Regions from separate parts of the Homo sapiens genome. Here region 1 is linked to region 2. A link is a contact called in ENCODE Hi-C data. All regions are on one chromosome and are shown on one strand. The core of a region is the stretch at or near the end of the contact, and the rest is flanking DNA. Distances in the headings are between cores, read along the strand shown. Region 1 has its middle 540 kb from the start of MIR297. Region 2 holds the start of PITX2 (paired like homeodomain 2).

What was found. A loop is a pair of places that touch in the nucleus more often than their neighbours do. Pooled maps may share reads with other maps.
Region 1: a loop to region 2 is called in a pooled map of left cardiac atrium, with 3 times the contacts of the local background. The contact joins the enhancer-like site here to the promoter of PITX2 in region 2. A Hi-C loop is called at or near these places in 3 of 50 pooled maps.

The regions. Positions count from the first base shown.
Region 1 is chr4:111,396,654-111,402,321 of GRCh38, forward strand. No RefSeq gene overlaps it. Among named protein-coding and RNA genes, the nearest start is that of MIR297, 540 kb to the left of the region's middle. Within about 2 kb of position 4,263, at least 3 of the 41 ENCODE cell types and tissues checked have a DNase peak (open chromatin) inside an H3K27ac peak, as active enhancers do.
Region 2 is chr4:110,621,610-110,627,727 of GRCh38, forward strand. PITX2 (paired like homeodomain 2) reads right to left here and starts at 1,468. Exons shown (of 3, transcript NM_000325.6): 1 at 647-1,468. The coding sequence starts at 851. RefSeq lists enhancers at 1-76, 4,840-5,341, 5,342-5,841 and a silencer at 1,439-1,528.

The DNA of each region.
Region 1 (5,668 bases), core at 3,013-5,512, 780 kb after region 2:
ACACCATGGAATACTATGCAGCCATAAAAAATGATGAGTTCATGTCCTTTGTAGGGACATGGATGAAATTGGAAATCATCATTCTCAGTAAACTATTGCAAGAACAAAAAACCAAACACCGCATATTCTCACTCATAGGTGGGAATTGAACAATGAGATCACATGGACACAGGAAGGGGAACATCACACTCTGGGGACTGTTGTGGGGTGGGGGGAGGGGGGAGGGATAGCATTGGGAGATATACCTAATGCTAGATGACGAGTTAGTGGGTGCAGCACACCAGCATGGCACATGTATACATATGTAACTAACCTGCACAATGTGCACATATACCCTAAAACTTAAAGTATAATAATAAAAAATAAATAAATAAATAAAACCAAAAAAAAGAAAAAAAACAGAAGGCTAGAAGAATACTTAGGAGTCTACTGCAATAATCTAGATAAAAGAAAATTGGGTAATAATCAAATTTCAGAAAGGGAATCTATACAACTAGAAAGAATAGAAGGTGAGAATGACTACAAGGTTATCTGGGGTAATGGAACTCATTCTCATAAGTTTGTTAGTTTGGCTGATGTGGAGAAGAGGAGATGGTGTTTCAGGGGAGACCTAATCAAAACACCATCTTGATTTTGCACTGATCAAGAGACTATCTAGCTCTGATAACTATTGCTAGTATGAGAATTGCCAAATTCTTTAATCCATGTAGACTGTTTGGCATAATTTCCATCACACCTTTGAATTTTCTGATGGAGATACATGCATAAAAACAAGGCCAGCTACGGTTGTTACTTGTCACTGGATCAGATTAGGTTTAAACCCTTATGTGGAAACCTACCATATGACATGTCTGAACCAATGGGATTCTTTTTGCCTGCATTAATGGTAGGCCTAATCTGCTTACATGACTATGCCTTTATTTGGATTTACACTTAAAATGTCTCAAAGTGGAAACCTGTCCTGAATGGTAATCATTCCCAGGCTTGTCTCATCATGTCAACCACAGGTAGTTCCAAAGAGAGAATTAGAACATAAAATGAACAACAAAAACAAAAATCAGACCCAAATAAGTGAATGAAGACACATTGACAAATGGCTTCGAGAGCCTTTTAACACTTTTTTTTGTTATCAGAACAGAACTTCCAATAGTAGCACCGTGAATTAATGCTTGATCTTCATTCTTTCACAGATTCTTTCTCTTAGGTATCCTGAGGGGCTTCCCTTCAGGAACCAGAGGACTAGTGATGGGTTGAGAAGCCTTAGGGTCTAAGCTAAAACTATAATGTATTGTTCTACCCCAGGCAACTGGGAAGAGGAAAGCCAGAAGTACAAGGACAGCTTATAGTTGTTTAAAAGTTTTCAAGGTAAAGCTCAGCAGTGGGTTTGAGAAGAAGACACAGCCAGAGACAGGTATAATCAAGTTAGAAAGGCATCAAAGAGAAGTGAGCAAGTTTCCTGAAAATAAACATAAGTGGAGACATAGGATTTGCACCATTTAAATGCCAGAGCAAGGACCATAGAATTTTAGACAGGCTTAAATGTAGAAATTAAGGAAAAAACTTAGAACATAGAGATATCATTTGAACTCAAGGTAGAGTTTCAAGAAATCATTCTACATTTGATATGTTTCCATGACATTCATATAGAAATTCCAACACTAAAATAAAAACAAGCATATGAAATGTAAAAAGTAAAATTTAAATGGTAGATGTAGGGTTAAGAATTATTCATAGATGATAGAGGACATAGAAATGAATGACGTTGAGTGGAAAAAGAAAAAAATTATATATTTTATTTCTGTCTAATAGGATATGGATTGTATATTATATTTTAATCATTTATCTGAGCATGACTGAAAAAAAAAGAAATCCCTAATCCTTGGTTTAGGGATTAGCATATAGATATAGCTCTCTGCACACTGGGAATTCTGTGGTGATGAATATATAATTCTACACGCAGTCAATCATACTAAAATAATAGGGATAGGGAAATGGGTGTAGACCCAATCTTAAACCTTACCTGCAAAATTGGGTGCTAAATGGGCATTTAGGGTTTTAAATGTATATATATATATATAAATTCGAAGTAATGATCAGAGAAGAACAACACTTTAATTCTACTGTGTCCCAGACCAGTAGATGAGCTCAATATGTATTCCTGTGCAGCAAACTCAGGATTTTCAGAGCACCATAAAAGCTTTTTATTGTACACTCCAATGCTGTCATCCGCAGTTAGCTAACAAATATGATAGGTTTTTAATATAATCCACTCCGTCTTTGCCAGTGCTCCTTGTATGTTACATCATCTTTATACGGGCCAAGAGTTTGTTTTCCCCAGATGGCCTTCGTGAAGCTGCTGACAGCCCTTCTGACTGAGAAACTGTAGAACAGCAATCTTCCAATTCATTTAGTACTACTGACAAAGAGAGAGCTGTTGATATCCTGATGCAAAAGCACTCTATCAGGCATTACATAGTGTCTGTGTTCTCAGCATGTTTTGGGCGTGATAAGTCATAGCACATGCTTTTTGACATCTTTCTGCATTTCACTGCTGTGTAGAGTTTCCTGGAGTTGAAATCAGGGTGACAGAATGTAAAAAGCCAAGTGTGACATCATCAGCAACTGGTAGCAGTCACTGTATCATAAATAATACTTTGCAGACGTGTCAAAAATTAAGTTGCAAGAAGTTCATCATAATTTCTTTGAAGAAAATTTGAAATACATGGTTTTACTTATTTCCACACACCGATTTTACCCAAGTAGAGATGAAGTACAGAAATATCTTTAACTTAATGTTTTGTATTAAGTTAAAGGAAAAACCATTTGGTGAGTCTGCTCAGCGAATGGGCTAGAGTTTTTGTTGTTTTTTTTTTTAAACAATTGAAAAAAAATTGTTTTTTGTCTTTTTTATAAATAGTTTTTTCCTTTAAAGTGAGATCACATATCAGTGACTATAGGTCCCACAAAGCAATGGGTGGCACTGCACAGGAGGTGGCTCTGCTGCGGATGGAATGTCTCCTGATTATGATTACGTCTTGGTATTAATAAGGACGGCAGCTGCAGCAATCTGTTCAATTTTATGCAAATTAGCTCTGGCCCTCTGGCTTCTGGCTGGTGGCCAAGACAGCCTTTGGCTGGGTAAAGTTAGGATTTATGCTTTATTCTACTGCTGCAAAGGTTTATTTAATTATCTGTATTTATTTAAAGCAGAACAGTACAAAGCAATTCTGCATTTTGGTCAACTTTGTGATGGCTGAATTGTGTGGGATTTCCCACCCACCCACAAGCTAGTTTGAATCATTGAATATATGAATCATCTAATATGTCCCTAAAGAATAAGAAGGGTTGACTCTTCTCATTACTTTCTTTGGTAATAAAGGGCTCAAGGTGATTTCTCCTCACTGTACCTTTGAAGGCCTGTGAAATCAAATAATGCAGAATAGCTGACATAGTAAAACTTCACTAGCTGGAATTAGGTGAGGGAGACCACCTGAATAAAGGAACATTATATAATATTTGTAAAGAAATGCATAACTACTATTTCCAAATATGTATACCTAACAACCCAAAAGGATCTAGCAAGCTATGGTCAAGCAGGTATTCTCCTATGCCTGTTTTCATGTATCCATATAATTATTTGTAATTATCTCAATTTTTATATATCTGCTATGTAAAATATTTAAAATAATTTTTTATCGTGTATGAATTAATTATTCCCTTTACAGGTTTATAGTAAAGCTAATTGGTGTGACAAACTGATTTTTTACTGAAGAGTATATACAGGAACTTGAGCTCAGCTCATGTCTTAAATTTCAAACATCAGAATTAATGAAGTTATGGGAAAATTTAAATATGTTTTTAATGGCCACCTATAATTCATCAATTTCATATGCCGTAAGGTAACATGAAACATGGCTTGGCACCCATTTCTGAACTTGCTTTATATATTTTATTATAATTGTCTTTGTGATCTTTTTTGGTTTTCATAAATTCACAGTTTCCATAAATACCATTAATTAAATATTTCATAAGACACTTGGGATGTGAGAATCTTATATCCTATTTTATCAGCTAAATCATCTGCAATCAAATTTAAAGCCACAAAAAATGTAGGGATAGCACCCACCACCTTCAGCTACTTGTACTAAGATTTCGGCATTAGATTGTTCCTTCTTTCTGTTAATCTAGGCTCTTATGGGCCTTCTTTTATTTTAAGCACAGATTCAGCTGACAGCCAGCACTTGTTCTGGTTTTGAATCAAATGCTGGCAGTGTTCCCAGAATATGAACCAGTTGTTTCTTTTACACACTCTCTCATTGTCCCTCACCATCCCAACTGCTTTCAAAGCAACGTGCCATAACCAAACTTACACTTGCTTTAATGAGAATTAAAGTGCATGAATCAAAGCAATGCTTCCCGTGTGAGCACTGACTATCTCTGGGGTAAATTAGGACAGTTGATACGCAATGTAATAGAAGAAAATGACAAAAATAAACTTGGACAAAAGGCATCTCCTCTTTCAAACTGAAGCACAGAAATTATGTGTATATAAACAAGTTTTCCCTGAATCATTTATTTCCCCATTATTTTAGCTATTGGAAGTATGATCTAAAAATTATCCTATAAAGGCACCAATAGCAAATCCTCCACTTTCATCTTTACACATACTACTCTTTTATTTTTCTGGTAATTACCTGCATCTTATTTTCAATTACCCATCCTCTTTATTGCTAAAATACATCTTTAATGTGACAGTATTTCTGCTATTATGGTGAAGTAGAATGTTATCTATGTCTGTGCTAGGCCCTGTCCAATGATACTACTTTCTAACGTTCTGAGAGGGTGTTTTATTCCAGGCATTCCTGAGCAAGCAGTTGAAGGTCAATATAAATATGGGGTCCTACTATGACAATCTGTATTTATACCACAGTGCTAAAAATTAATCATTATTTCAAATAAGGAGATTTTAGGCATCTAATCCTTTCATATTGTGAAAAAGACCACCTCATTTTGCTTTTGAAAAATGCTAATTTTAGAATGTGCACATTTATAAAAAAAGTAAACAATAGAAATGCATAATAAAAGAGGACTGATTAAATAAGTTATGGTACATTTAATATATTATTATACAGACATAAAGCTATTAGCATGGAAAAATTGTGATATTTTATAAATTGAAAATAGTGAGTTATATTTGTTTCACATCCACACAAACACGGACAACTGAGAGATATACATATCTGCATCAGGGTTACATATTTATACTTTGCTACACAGATGGGAAATAACTTTATTTTATGTAACTGATCTATTTTCCTATTTCCTTTGCTGCTGAGCCGTAGGAAATAAATGTAGGGATAAGTTAAGTTGCCAGTAACAGTACAGCTGACTCTTGAACAATATGGGGTTTAGGGGTGCCTAAACCCCACATTTTTTACTGTTTTTGCAGTAAAAAAAAATCTGTGTACAACTTTGGACTCCCTCAAAACTTAACTACTAATAGCCTAGTGTGGACAAGAAGCCTTGCTGATAACATAGTAGATTAACACATATTTTGTATGTTATGTGTATTATATAGTATATTCTTAAAGTAAGCTAGAGAAAAGAAAATGTTAAGAAAATCCAAAGAAAGAGAAAATATATTTACTATTTATTAAGTGGAAGTGGA
Region 2 (6,118 bases), core at 218-2,717:
ACTGCAGCGGCACATTCACTTTTATAGCCTGTGCTTTCAAGTATATTTATACACCTCTGCGCAGACACACCAAATCTCCTGGGACGCGCACACGCGCGTGGTTTACAGACCCCCCTCCCCCTCGCAGAAAGCTCAGATTTCCATGCGGTTTGGGAAGGCTAGGAAAAGATGTGGGGATTCGGTTGGGCACCGAAGTTCGCCGGCCCTTTCCCAAAAAAAAAAAAAAAATGCCTCTTCGCGAAGGGCATTTCTGAGTGGTTTCAGGCAATTTCCTAACGAGTGGAGCTCCTCGGGAGCTGAAAGCCGAGAGGAAAACAGGGACAGAGGTCGGCGGCCTCTGAAGGTCCTCGAATCAAGATGCTGGGATTTTTGTGACCCAGGAAACAGAAGGGAGGCCAGGGTACGAATAGAGAGGGCGGCAGAATTGCTCGCGCCCTTAGCGCCCCAGGAGCCGGGCCGGTCGAGGGAGAACTAAAGGGATGCGGGGTAGTCAAAATTCCGGCTCCCGGAAGTTCTGCGGGGAGCCAGGCGAACGACCACTCCCACCACGCCTCCCCCCGGAGGGGCTGACTTCCTTGGGGCGAGAGGGAGCGGGTGGCGCAGAGCAGCTGAGCGGGAATGTCTGCAGGGCGGCGCGGCGCCTTACCTGCGGCCTCCGGGCTGGAGGTGTCGGAGATGGTGTGCACCTCCAGCCTGTGCTTGGAGGAGTCCAGCGACCGGGGCTGACCGGGAGCCAGAACCGAAGCCATGGCTAACGGCTGGGGATGGTGACAGGAAGATGAGGAGACGGCCGACAGCTTGGTCCCCGCTGCTCGGTGCTCCAAGTGAAGCGGGCCTTTCATGCAGTTCATGGACGAGGGAGCGCGACGCTCTACTAGTCCTTGGCTACTGCCCCGCCGAGCCCCCGTAGCCGCCGCTGCCCGCTCCGGGTCGCGCTCTAGGCGCGGAGTTTCCCCGCTGCGGGGAGAGCCAGGGGACGCAACCCCCGCCGAGTTCTCAAGCCAAGCTGCCCCCGTCTCCTCCGGAAGGCTCAAGCGAAAAAGTCCGGAGACGGAAAGTCAGCGGGCAAACGAAGACATGGGATGTGGGCAGAAGGGCACCACTCAGAGCGTCTTTAGGGAGCAGGCTTCCAAGCTCCAAAGCGAAACAAGAGTGGGCAAAGACCCCCTTCTTCTCTCCCTCCCTCCCCCAAGAACCCCTCCAATAAGGAAAGCTAACGCCGACCGCGCTCTGCCCGCCCCCCCCCCACGCGGCAGCCCTGACAGAGAAGTGTCAAGAGTGACAGGGACAGGTAGGTGATATTAGATCCCCTGCGGCGGCAGCAGCCGCTGCAGCCACGACGCGGCCCTCTGAGCGCACCCTCCGCAACGCGCACACGCACACCCCTCGGGCGGTCGAACAGGAGCCGGGCCTTGCCGCAGCTCAGCTCCAGGCACCCAGGCGAGCGACGGACCAGATCTGCGGCTCCGCGCTTCCCTGTTGGCCTAACATCTTAAAACCAGAGGCGGGCTTCCTGGTGCCGAGACGTCACTCCGCCGCGGCCCTCCCCAGCCCTCTCCGCCTCCGCCTCCTCCCAGACCCTTCTCCGGGTGCGACTGACGTGGCTCCGCACCAATCAGGACGCCCCGAGCCGCGGTGGAGGGACTGTCCTGCCTGCACCTATCAGCAGTGCGGGGCCGGGCTACTGCCTCGCCGTGCGCACTGGGTCTACACAGGCAAGCTCCCGGGAATTCAGCTCCTGCCCAGCCCAAGGCGATCCGGCTTTTAGTACGAACCCAAAGGTGAAGAGATGAGGCTAGGAGTCGAAGGCTTGGGAGAAGAGAGTGGAATGGTCAAGAAGAGAAAGGTACAAGGATCAACAAGACACCCACTCTTTGTGTCTCACTACATCCATTTCCAATCCCCCACCCCATATAAAAAGGAGACACGTTACTTAAAACTAGAAAATTTGAAAAACAGCAACAAATCACCTCTCCGATCTTAAATTTTCCAAACAGCCTGTCAAGTGAATGCTGCGCTAATCTGAAGAAGCTTTAATTGCAAAGAAGACAGAGCCCTGAAAAGGCAGGCTAATAAATTAGAAATCGAGAAGCAAATGGACCCGTCAAAAGAAAATTACCTTGACTTTAAACGAACAACTGTTTGGTGGTTCACTCTGGATTTATACAAGAATAAAAAGTCGCCTCAGATCACGTTCTCTGTGATGCTTATTAGTCCCCAGACAGAAAACACACAATAGAAGAGAAACCCTAACCCAGCGTTTTCAAAATGCTGAAAGCTTATCCATTCTACTTAACGTTGATTAAGACACATATCCTAGATCTTTCAAATTCCTTGTACACTGTATTAAGCTCGTCCTAACCCGAGAGAGCCACGCTTTAAATTCGACTCTCTTGTTTACTTTATTATCAATCAGATTTAAATCCATAAAGCCTGTAGAATCAACAACCTTGAGCTAATTATATATGAAATATGCCTTAATGAATTTCCATACAATTAAGAATGTTGCCAAATAACCAATTTCAAGGATAATTTTTAACAGTCATTTTCTTTTCCCAGTGAGCTCAAGGCTGTCTTGAGCCATTAAAGTCCAAGCAGGCAGAAGGGGTGTGTGTGAGCTAAGGGCGAAAAGCCTAGAACTGCGCTCAACTAGCAAAAGCAAAACCTTATTTATATAAAACAAAAAAAATCACCTTTGGAGACATCAACTCTTTATAGCACTGTTTCCAAGCAAATTTAATTTCCAAAGAAATTAAAGAAAGAAATCCAAACATATTCAAAATAATTTTTGAAAGTCCTTTTGTCCCCCAGCATAGGTCAGCTGGAGAGGACAAACTAATCTCCTCTGGGTTTCTGCATGGGCGATTGTTTTACTATGGAGTTAGTGTTATCATCTCTGAATGTGTATTTGTTTGACATTACAGTCAATGATTTGCAATGCCAGCATGAAGTATCTTTAAAACACTCCCTCCTTGTCCTTGTTCACAAGATTGGGAAACTTATTCGATGTGGAACAAAGTGGATGAAGCAGACTACAAATATATTTGCAACTTATGTGTCTCTCCTTTGCCCTGACCACCCCCAAACCCTATCTGCAACTCCTCCCCATTTTAAACTTGCAGTCCAAAGACGCACATGAGAATTGTTTTTCAGTCTTTCTTCACCAGTATCATCCCACTTTAAGAATAATTTAGCTGCAAGGGAGGAATTTCTTCATAGTAAGCTTTAAATCAGCATTTCTGCTTTTAACCTTTTATTCCACTTTACCCCATTCCACACATACAGACACCTGCTCAGAGTAAAACACATCCTCATGTGACAGGTCTGCATTAGCTGAGGCTCATACATCCAGCTATATTAGGTCCTGCAATCTTATCACTAAATTATACACATTACACTAGCAGCCTGTTGGTAAAGAAGGTTAAATTAATTTACATTCTGCTCATTATCTGGTGCTTAAATGACGCATTTTATCCCGGAGATTTGGCGGAGAATCTCCTTCTCAGACCCCACAGCGTTTCACTGAAGACAATGCTCTTACATTTGTAGTGGTTTTTAATCTGATAAGACTCTAATTTGCTTAAGTCTTTTAAATAAGGGTTTTAAATGTTTCTAGCCGTTTTCTTATTGAATTTCCTCTAATTCCCCCAAGATCATAAAGTATATGTGTAAAGTAAATATTTCCTCCCATTGCACTGCCAGCCGATGACCTATAACTAAGTCAATAAGAATCCAGCTCTTTTCTGCTGAATGTGTTTACTAATCATATTCCAGTTTCTTCTTTTAAACCTCAGAATAGCTGTGGTCCCCACAATACCATGCCCCTTAAAGCTTCATTTCATGAAGGGACTCCATCACATTAAAGAATGAAAAAAATCTCCACTGTAGTTAGTATACACAGCCCCTCACTCCTTGTTTTTCAAGATTCAAACCCCAGAGCTGCAAATATTTTTGGAAGCTTGGGTGTTAATGCCTTATTTTAGAAAGCCGAGAAGCCCCACAGAGCCATATAGATTTCTAAACCCATCTCTCATAAACCCACAGAATTTTGATAAAAGCTCTGGTGGCTCCACTCTACCGATGGAACTTTCATCACGACAAATATACATGTATGAAGGACCTCAATCAGCCTCCAAAGTGGTTGAAAAACCCAAGGGCACGTGACTGCTCCTCATAGTGCCAACGTGTGCGAGATGTTGGAAGCACTGGGGATCAGCAGCAGCCTAGATGCCTAAAAAGATAAGGTGTCCTAATTTGTGTGGACCCATTGAAGTCAAGTGGTGAATAAAGACAATTATCTAGATAATTCAGATTAAAGTAAAAGCAAAACCATATCTATTTGTATATATATATTCACATCCATTTTATATTACAGACACACACACGCACACACACACTGGCTCTGTAAACAACTGACTCAAAGTGAGGATTTTCTTTGCATTTTTCCAGCAGGAGTTTCAACATTCTCCTAATCTCCTAATCACTTTACACACTCACAGCAGCGGCGATTGGGTGACATTCTTCTCAGGCCCCCTGTGTGGCAGGACACCAACATGATAAGTCTGCATGGGGAAAAGGAGGTATGTGGTGGGAACTAAGAAACACTGTCCAGTGAAAACTCTGTGGCATGGTGGTGGTTGATTTTGGAGATTTAATGTACATAAGACTTGTGGGTGCACAGGCATAGGCAGCATGGATGAGAAAGGGGCCAGAAGAAAATAAATCTTATGCATTTTGTGATTCCAGCATTACTGTGACCTCTGGCTAAGTTCTTCTTAATTGGTTTTAGAAATTACTATGAGTTCAGCCTCTAACACAGAAATTTCCAATACGGAGAACATTGGTGGGATCCTGGTAGGGAAACTAGAGGTGCTGCATGGCTCACGTGGGGCAAAGAAGGAAAGCCCAGTGCCGGCGTGAGGTTTTGAGTCTGGGAGACATCAGGGGTTGTCTCGATTGGGGTTTCTTGCTTATTCTTTCAAAGAAAGACCCTAGAGGAGGGAAATGTGTGACATGGGGTCAGCCGTGTTTTGTGCTGGTATTTGCCACCGATTACCAGTCTTAAAGTCTTATTTAATTTCACACTCTTCAGTGTTAGTTGTGCAAAGTCCCTCTGGCCATGGCAGTGAGCGGTTGGGCTGTGCCGCCAAACTCTCCGTATCAATCTGGCCTGGGACTCAACCAAGTGATCTCTGACTTTTGGAAAGAGTCTGTCTTCAGAGTTCACCCAGAAGATGGCTTAATTAGACATCTCCCTGAGCTGTTAGGCCTTAGACGGGTGGGAGTCCTGCCCTGCCCAAGCTAGCTCAAGGACGAGGCCCGCCTGGACTCAGCTTGGAGCCACGTGATGGGCGTGAGTGTGTGAGCTCCTGGTAAGGCGCAGAGGTCAGATGGAGACCTTGCATCCTGCCCGAGAAGTGCCCCACCCCCTCCAATATCTGGCTTTTCTCTGCATACAAACCAAGCTGAAAACAGTCCACTACCCACCACCCCTCATAGCTATGGAACCAAATAACCCAGAAATTAAAAGCTTCACTGTAGCTGTCCTTTTCCCCATTTCCTAAATGGAATTTAAAAAGCTCTGGCTTGTCAAAAGGGGAAGATTATTTTCTGAATTGGAAGTCTGTAGATATATTGAGCAACAGCCACCCTCTCTGGGTCCCTGCAAATGGTACCCATTTTTCCAACCCACAGCTCTAGCTGCTCAACCATTTGAGATTTGGGGTAACTACCTGGGGGAACAGTGTTCAGATGGCAGTGGGAGTTACCACCTCACAGTGGCCTGGGGAAGAGAAGAGAAAGAGATTAGAGGAGGGGGCATTTGCTAAAATCACTCAACGAACATGCTGTTAATGCTTCCTCACATTTGCATGTTACTGCCACAGTTTTCCTAGGTGTCACTGAGTCTCCAGAAAGCAACTACTTGCCGAACTAAGTAAAATAAGGAGAATGGTATAGCACATGTGTTTGGAGAAGGGGAAGGAAGGGTGGAATATGAAATTGAGCATAGATATCCAGGTCAGGAAAGAAGGAAGTGGCAAGGGGCTAAATGAAGTCCCACCCCCCCGCCACTTTTTTAAACAACAGTTGGATTAAACACTCATCTGTCTTCCTCTTT